2 separate regions of the Homo sapiens genome follow, and region 2 is linked to region 1. The links are chromatin loops, found by intact Hi-C in ENCODE. Cell type or tissue: Caco-2. All regions are shown on one strand. Each heading gives the region's core, and the rest is flanking DNA. Links, peaks and the distances in the headings are about the cores only. Region 1 overlaps LINC02751 (long intergenic non-protein coding RNA 2751). Region 2 holds the start of LOC105376567 (a long non-coding RNA gene).

Evidence for each region. A loop is a pair of places that touch in the nucleus more often than their neighbours do. Peaks named below come from ENCODE experiments on the same cell type or tissue, not always from the same donor. Only the 100,000 strongest peaks of a DNase experiment are listed, where the experiment ranks them.
Region 2: a loop joins it to region 1, with 2.2 times the contacts of the local background. A loop is called at or near these places in 1 of 110 quality-filtered maps.

What each region holds. Positions count from the first base shown.
Region 1 is chr11:15,702,430-15,706,820 of GRCh38, forward strand. It overlaps LINC02751 (long intergenic non-protein coding RNA 2751), which reads left to right. Exons shown (of 6, transcript NR_169502.1): 5 at 1,904-2,029; 6 at 2,746-2,943. It overlaps LOC105376567 (a long non-coding RNA gene), which reads right to left. Exons shown (of 6, transcript XR_931071.3): 3 at 2,115-2,191; 4 at 1,322-1,380. Among named protein-coding and RNA genes, the nearest start is that of LINC02751, 150 kb to the left of the region's middle. In Caco-2, for the core only: no CTCF peak of the experiment used is centred there; a DNase peak (open chromatin) is centred at 1,862.
Region 2 is chr11:15,767,377-15,771,767 of GRCh38, forward strand. It overlaps LOC105376567 (a long non-coding RNA gene), which reads right to left and starts at 1,100. Exons shown (of 6, transcript XR_931071.3): 1 at 842-1,100. In Caco-2, for the core only: a CTCF peak has its summit at 3,681 (motif pointing right); DNase peaks (open chromatin) are centred at 2,055 and 3,620.

The DNA of each region.
Region 1 (4,391 bases), core at 135-4,134:
TCTCTAATCTACTCCCTCATTGCCTCCCCTACTGCCACTGTCATGATCCAGACCTTCAGATAGCCTGCATGTAAAACAGAATAGTAATTTGAAATATTAATCCCAGTGCTTTTGTTCCCATTATTATTTCTACACATCCATGGTCTTTCCTCCATTAAAACTAGAACATAAAGCCTGAGCATCCATTGCATCAGAGAAAGGTAGCTATAACGGAAATACAAAGAGAAACAAGCAAATTAATTATTGATTCAACAGCCAAAATCCTAGCCTGAAGAGTAGACTAGAAAGGATACTTACAGAAAGCATAAAGTTTAAAGATCTGGTAGAATTGGCAGATAGTCAGAAGATTAATCAAGTGAACACCTGTCTGGACCCCTGAGAGGGGTCTCTGTGCCCTGCATGCCTGGTCTGAGCCCAAGAGTGGGAAGCAGGGGATAGTTCTCCCCTTCATTTCAAGGAGCTGAGGACAAAGAGAGCCTGTGCTCCCCTTCCCATTTTCTGCCTGGAAAGATGGAAACCTCCAGAATTTTCCCGTTAGCTACCAGGGAACAGAACAGGAAGGTTAGGTGTAGTTGCTTCAGACATCTAGGCTTAGGACGTAATTCAGCCCTTTTGCATTCCCCACAAAGCATAGGCTGGGGAAATAGTAGAGTCTGGACCTCCCTATCTAGAAAATGAAAAGGCCACATGATGATCTTAGTGAAAAAGTGACCCGGAAGGCCCTGGATGTCAAAGTGTGAATAGATGATAGCCCTTGCCAGCCTCCAACTCTAACTCTCATTCCATGACTTGATGCTATACAATCCATTCCTCCTGTAGAACTTAGCTGCTACCATGGGGAGAAGGAAGAGATGGAGAAATCCCTGAACTAAGATTAAATATCTGCCAACAATGGACTTGGGTTCAAGTTTACAGAAAATTCGCTTCTTTTCTGCACACCTGATCTTATGGGTTAGGAAACTATACCAGCTACCTGAAACTATTGCAATACAGTCCTAACTGGTTCCTCAGACACTACTTCTAGCTCCTCCAGTCTACCCCCAGCAACCAGAGGGAACTTTTGAAAACATGGATATAACCACACCTTTACGGGTGAGAAGCCAGATTTTCAAGCAGGGAGATGTGTTCACATCCCGGCTCTGCCATATGTCAACTGTGTGACCTCAGGCAAGTTATCCAACCTTTGTGAGCCTCATTTCTCTCATTCCATTATGAAATAGAAGAATCCCAAGGCTGCTTCATTGAATGCCATTGGGATTCCATGAGATGATGGAGGTCCTGGCACAGCTTAGAAATTCAGTTAATATTGGCTGGTCCTTACTGTATCATGTTGTTAATCACCTCCTTAGCTTTGTGCACGTGCTCCTCCTTTCCTTCCTCCTAAAAGAAAACCAGAAACCATCTCCTCTATCAATTTATTCCTTGAGGCATAAACTGGGCTGCCTTCCTATGTGCCCCACAGGGTAGGTTTAGGGATTTCTTAGTGAGTGGTATACCTTCAGTCTTCCAAGCCCAGCTTAATCATAGTATTCATCACATATCATCTGGTGACTTCCCCATGTTCTTCAAAGGCCAGAAATAATTCTTGATCTCTGGGCCCCCTTATAACCTTGACCACCCCTTACCCTGGAGAGTGCCCAAGGGACAAAAGAAAGCTCTTCTTAAAGGCCATGGGTAAGGGAGGGGTCAGGGGTCAGGTTGAGGAAGAAGTGAGCTTGCAGTCTTGCCCTCCTATGAGAGTCCTCCAGCCTGAGCCATGGGCCTAAGGCAGACTGGATCCCAGCAGGCTGGGACACAGGGTTTCCAGGTCAACTTTTATCTTCCCACATGGTATTTGTTCCTTTGATCCTTGAGCAGTTCAAACAAAGCTCACTAATCAATGGCTTCCCTCCCTGCCTTTCAGAGCAGATCCTCAAACACAGCCTGCATCTCTCCCTGCTCCCCTCCCACCCTCCAGTTTTCCAGCCAGAGGCATTTGCTCTAAGGCCCAGGCTGTGGCCCACCTATCACCGCTACCCAAGTAGTACAGGTATGATTGTCTGTTTACTTTCTTTAATTCAAATCGCACTAGAGAAATTTCAGGACTCACTCACTGATAAATCATGGTTACTTACCTCTTGTCTAGGCCCTTGGGCAAGGGTGCATTGATGCATCTACTATGATTGCCTGGTTATCTTGGTCTTGGAAGCACCTAGTAATGAAAGAACCCAGAGAAAGATAAACAGAGCTGAGGGAGTCAAGGTTAATCTTTCTGAGCCTATTTCTTCCTTTATGTAACTGGGATATTGTTTCCTGCCCCAACTACTTCACAAGGCTGAAATGAGGATTAAGCAAGTTAATGGCTGTCAAGGTCCACCAGGAAGGATGGAGTTCTAGATACATATTGGGTTCCTCTAGTCCTTACATATTGCAAAAGACTTGGGTAAAGCTTCTGGAAGAGCTAGGCTGACCAATCTTCCTGACTTACCCAGGACTGAGGGATTCCTTGGGATGCTGGAATTTCTGTACTAAAACCAGGAAAATACAAGGCAAACCTGGTTGAGGTTGAGTTGGTCACTCTACACAGAGGTAGCACTTAACCAGTGTCTGTCCTGGGCTATAATGGTGTCCCTCCAAAACTCATGTTGAAGCCCCAGTACTTTAGAATGTGACTGTATTCGAAGATGGGGCAATGAAAGGAGGTGATTAAGTTAAAAGGAGGCCATCAGGGTGGGCTCTATTCCAATCTGACTGGTGTCCTTACAGGAAAAGGAAATTTGAAGAGGAAAAGAGGCACCAGGGATGAGGACACACCGAGAAAAGACCATGTGAAGACATGGCGAGAAGACAGCCAGCTGCAAGCCAAGGAGTGAGGCCTCAGAAGAAACCAACCCTGCCGACACCTTGACCTTGGACTTCTAGTCTCTAGAATTATGCGAAAATAAATTCCTGTTGTTTAAGCCACCCACTCTGTAGTATTTTGTTATGGCAGCCCCAAGCAAACTAATACAGTATCCTTGAAGAAAGAAGAATTATAAAACCTAACAGTTAAGGGGCAGTTAATTGACATATTAATAATTCATTTAGTCTTCTCTTCACAGAAACTCTCTATAGGAGTTATTACCATTTATCACCATTTTACAGAGGAGAAAACTGAGGCACAAGAGGTCAAGTAACCTGCTTCAAAGTCATAACTAGTAAGTGACAGAGGCAGTTTCTTCACTCTCAGTCCTCTAAAAAGCAAAGCCCAAGGTTAAAGTGCTGACATTTAGTAGAAGCAAAATCAGGGCCTTGAGAGTGAGGCCCAGGGGGTGGTGAGAATGAGTTGAAAAGGGAAATGAGGCAAGAAAATATGCAATGTGATGCACAGCAGCTGGCCACCACCTCCCCATGATCCTCCCTGAGACACAGCAGCTTGCTGGGTAGGTAAGCAGCAGCGCTTGGAATTCGTCTACATCATTTGCAAGGAGAAACCATCTCTAAGGGTAATGGAGAAGGGAAGGGGAGAGAAGGGAAGGAGTTGTTGACTTAAGTTTGCTTACAGCTGCCTCCATACATATTATAAGTTTGGCCTAAAAGTTTCTCCATACATAGTGAACCATAAACTAACTTTATATGTAAACAGACTGTAACCTACTCTTGTAACAAGTACCAGAGTCTCAGCCAACCGCAGGCAGCTGACTGTTCAAAGCAGGTTCAAATAAGGCAAAGGCCCAGCTGTAACCAATCCAGCTGTTTCTGTACCTCACTTCTGGTTTTGCTAGGTCACTTTCCTTTTTCTGTCCATAAATATTCGACCATGTGGAGTAGCTCTGAACCTATTCTGGTTCTGGGGGCTGGCCGATTCGCAAATCGTTCTTTGCCCAATTAAACTGTGTAAAGTTTAATTTGTCTAAAGTTTTTTCTTTTAACTGGGTATTTATGTATTTGGCTCCTTCTTTTTCCCTTTCCCTTTTCTCACTGGTCCGAGGGATCCCCACTATGGGAAGCTAACTCCCCTGTACTTCCATCATCCAAGGCCCATCCCTAACATTTGTGGCACCTAGAGCAGGGATACCAAGGAAGGCTGCTGCAGACTAAGCTGTGTTCCCCAGAAGTCATATGTTTATGCCTTAACCCCTAAAGTGATGGTATTTGGAAGCAGGGCTTTTGGGAGGTAATTAGGTCATGAGGATGCATCCCTCATGTTGGGATTAGCATCTTTATAAAAAGAGACTCCCCTCCTGCCCCCTGCCATGTGAGGACACTGCAAAAATGTGGCCACAGCAAGGACAGCTCTCACCAAAAACCAAATTAGTCAGCACCTTGATCTTGAACTTCACAGCCTCCAGAACCATGAGGAATAAATTTCTATTGTTTATAAATTACTCCGTCTGTGATATTTTGTTGTGGCAGCCAAAACTTACTAAAAC
Region 2 (4,391 bases), core at 291-4,290, 65 kb after region 1:
TTGGCAGCCACTATCACTGGAAAAAGAATGACCTTGGGCCAGAGATTTCTAAAGCTATTTGATTCTTCAAATTTTATCCATAATTAACTTTAAAAAATAAAAAATTCAAGGGGAAAAACATAGAATTAGATAATAGGCCTGTGAGTTGGGTTTCAGCTTTACTTAAAGTATGGTCATCTCTTGGGGGCAATGTATCTAAAGAAGTGTGTTAATTTTTCCCTCTTAAATTAATTCATTTTAGAAAATATATTTTTAGAAAGAAAAGAAAGATCATTTTACAGATGAAGTAAAATGTTCCAAGGAGATCTCGGTCTTTTTACTGCTCTCGGAAGACAACACAGAGGAAATGAATAGGAACCATTTTTCTCAGTTGCTCAGAGACCTTGTTGAAGTAACATGAGAACTACTGAGGGCATATGAGACATGCCTGACAATGTCAAAACAGCAAGCAGCCTCATCTTCCATTTTATATTTTGAAATAGGAAAGAAAACAGATGAAATAGCTTTTTCATTATTTTCCACAGCCCAAAAGGAAATTCACTTCAATTTTAATAACATTTCTATTTCTTATTTATCATCATGCAAACCTTATAAAAATTGCAAAGTCTAAATTTGAGGGATAGGGTGGAGGGATGAAAAAGAAAATGTTTCTGTCATCTAGTCTTTTTTTATTGAACTAAAAATAAAACCTATGTTGCTTTTGAAGGAGTAAACAGATGGATAATAGTTAGTTCAACAAATGGCCGTGAAGTGTCAGGAAACCGGCTCAAGGCTATGTAGCCAAGAACACCCAAGGTCACACCACAGAACTGGTCAAGTGCAGATGCAAACCCTGCCTTACCTAGCCTTGACGCCATAGATTCCACTCATGACATAGCCAGCGTGAACAACGTTCAGCACCTCTCCCACCACAGCCAAGAATGATCCACTGCTCTTCAACCACCAGGTCTCGAAGAAACTCTTCCTCCTGGTCCCCATTCTTTGCATCAGTAGCTCCTGATTTGTATCTTAGGTTGTGTTTTCATTGGTTATACCTGTGACCTACAACCATTCTACAGTTATAGGAGCTGTAAAATGCTAGGAAATAGAGCCTCTGGCATTTTCAACTACTCACCAAGACTCATAAAGGGGAAGGGCATTTAACATCGAGCCACGGAAAGCGACAGAACAATGACTATCATAACTTGAACCCTATCAGATGCTGGTGAAGTACATGAACTCTGCAGTCAAACTGACTAGGTTCAAATCCCAGCCCTTTTCCTAGAGCTACTGAACCAAGTACACTCCCAGCCTAGGGCCTTTGTCCTGCTCTTTCCTCTTTCTGAGATTCCTTCCCCTCCGATGTGGGATTATTCACCTGATTCATTTTGGTGAGCCATATTGTTTGAAGCCATATCCTCCTTGCTTTCTTTATGTTCGTTCCATGATTTATATGTATCCCTAAAACTTATTACCATGGGATAAACTATATCACATACCTGTTGATCTTCTTCCTTACTGTTTGTGCCCTACTCTACCTACCCCACTTGGCTGTAGGCCCCATGAGGACAAGAGTTTTGTTTGTTTTGTGCACTGCTGTATTCTCCAAAACCGAGAACAGTACCTGGTGCATAGTGGACACTCTATCAATATTTTTGATTGAATAAATGGAATCAGCCAGCCAAGTCATTTCTTTGAACCTTAGCTTATCATCTGTAAAATGAGTTTCATAATAGAAACTGCATCATAAGGTTGTTTGAAAGATTAAATAAGATTAGCGTCTGCAGTGAGATGGTGATAGTCTCCTTACCCATCCACCTTGCATTTCCTATTTCCATCTCAACCTACCCGCACTGGGGCAGTTAAACTAAAGCCCCTACTACTTTAGGAAAGCTGTCATGGTAGGACCAGACGACAAAGGGATCACATTCTTGGTTTTGAAGTTCAATGCTCTCAGTCCAGAAGTAAGACAGAAACTATTTAGAAGAATATGTGATCAAGCAGAACCAGTTTTTCCAGTCTCACTACCCATACCCATAAAACTTTCCAAGGTAGGGAGGAGGGGAGAGAGTGCCAGAGAAAAAGCAAAGGACTGTGGCCCTTCCCCTGGGCCCCACCTCCCCTCCACAGGTGTCAGCTGCAGAGATGGAAAAGCGGTCAGGAGAGCTGTGGATACAGAGGAAAGGGTCCATTACTGTGCTCCCATCTGGACTTCTGTGAGATGGCAACTCATGGGGGCCCAGGAACAGATAGCAGAGATAGTTCCATGGGGCTCCAGAGGCAGGGGTCCTGGACACCCATAAGTCTCCAGTATTCCCAGCACAGCACTGGAAAATAGCCAGCTCCCCCTGTGTAGCATGGGATGGCATTAGAATTAGGAGAGAAAGATGACATATCAGAGAAAAGGAGAGACTATGAAGCCAGGACCAGGTGGGACAGCAGTGCCCACACACCTGGGAGAGGGTGCCAGTGACCAAGACCAGGAGTCACATCTTGGCAGCCACCATAATTGGAAAAAAAATGATTGTGGGCCAGAACCTCAGCCTTTTCTCAACTCATACCCATGCCAGGATACATCTCAACACCAGAATGCATATGCCACACCAAGGGGAAAAAGAGAAAGGCAACAAGTTTGAATGTATTGAGCTTAAACCCAAAGCAACTTAGAAAACCCTGAGAGGACCCAGATTCCTTAGTACTAGAATTGGATATCTATCATGCAGAACGGGGGCTTATATAAACATATAATTAATAAAAATGAAGTCATAGAACAAAAGAGTTACATTTATTTAATTCAATGATTACATGGCCTATGAAAACCGGGCTTGCCAAAATATGTAAGGAACTTATTAGTGTCTGGCATTTAGTGAACAACTAAACATATGGAAGCTGCTGTTATCTTTGTGATGACCCGCTGGGCACCAGTCCATTCACTTCAAGCATGTCACCTCTAATTCCCACAACAACCCTGTAAGGAAGGTATTTTATTATTTCTCTTCTGTAATCATGAAAAATGGGACTTGGAAGGATTCAATGATTTGGCCAAAGTCACACTCTTAGGAGAGGCCAGAGCTTTGAACCTAGGTCGCCTGATTCCATTCCAGGTTTCCACATCTCACACTCCCTCTTAGGGGATGGGAGTCCTGCTTAGGTCAGGAGACACTTGCTCTGGTGAGACAGCTGGATGGAGCTGTCCTGGGCTGGTGGGCATTGCCAGCCCTTGAGAATGCTCCCATCAGTTATGGCAAGGACCCCAGGCTATGAACAGCAGTCCAAATCCAAATTGGCCTCTCCAGGGTTACCTACGTAGACAGGGCTTGCTTTGTGATGTAGAGAGAATCCAGGGGCCTGTGGACTTTGAACTGAGACAGTGGTTGATTTCCCTCATAGGTCTTCTAATCACTCAGCCCCAAGACCCTCAAGTCACAAAAGTGTGTATGAGAAGAGCAAAGTCCTCCTCTGAGAAGCCTAAAATAAAGAGTTGAGATACCAGAGGGAGGAAAGCCCTACCCACTTCAGCTGGGGCAGTATCTGGGCACTGCAGTCTAATTCCAGCTGCAATGATACCTCATTCCTTCTTCATGAGAGCAAGAGAGGCCCAAACACTGGGTCAATGTCCCAGGTGGAGCCACAGAACCCAAATGTCCACCAGGGAGCACCAGTGAGTCATATGGGTCTTTGGCAGAGATGTGAGGGAACTGGTGGGGGATTCAGGGTCATTTCCAGGTTCATAACCAAATATCTTTGAATTTTCCTCACTTGGGTGCAGGTGGGCTAGAGAAACAAGGGACAGGTGCAGTGACTTCAGGGTCACTTTGCTGTGTTTCATCCTCTCCTCCCACAAGTAACACACACACACACACAGACACACACACACAGAGGTACATATGTACATGCCATGCGGAGCCCTGAATCCAATCTGCTCTAGCAAAGCCTGCTTTTTCTGGAATAAAAATGGTCCTTCACTTCCAATAATTTGTTTGAGTTGTTATTTAATAGATTTCTTTTGCCTAATCCTCTCTTGTATCTCCTGATTCTCCACAGCACCTGAACAGTCACCCGCACGTGATCTCCTGGTCCCTTCAGGCCCCCGCTCTTTCTGATGCTTCCTCTGAATAACAGGCCTGAGTACAAACTCACATCAGAGGTGAATGTGCCCTGCTTTGGTCAAATAGTCTCCCAGGACAGTGCTGTCCAGGAATCTCCTTGGCTGCCACCTCCAACCAGGAAAGACCCAATCCAATCACAGCAAGAGACTACCTGAGCTGTGAATCCCCAGGCCTCCCTTGACCAAGTACAAGTGACCCACAGCATGAGGAGAGTGAGGGTTTGGGAAATAAAGCTGCAGACTCTGGAGGGGTTTTGATTTTTCAAGAGGGCTGATTACCAAGGTCACAAAAGCAGGTACCAGA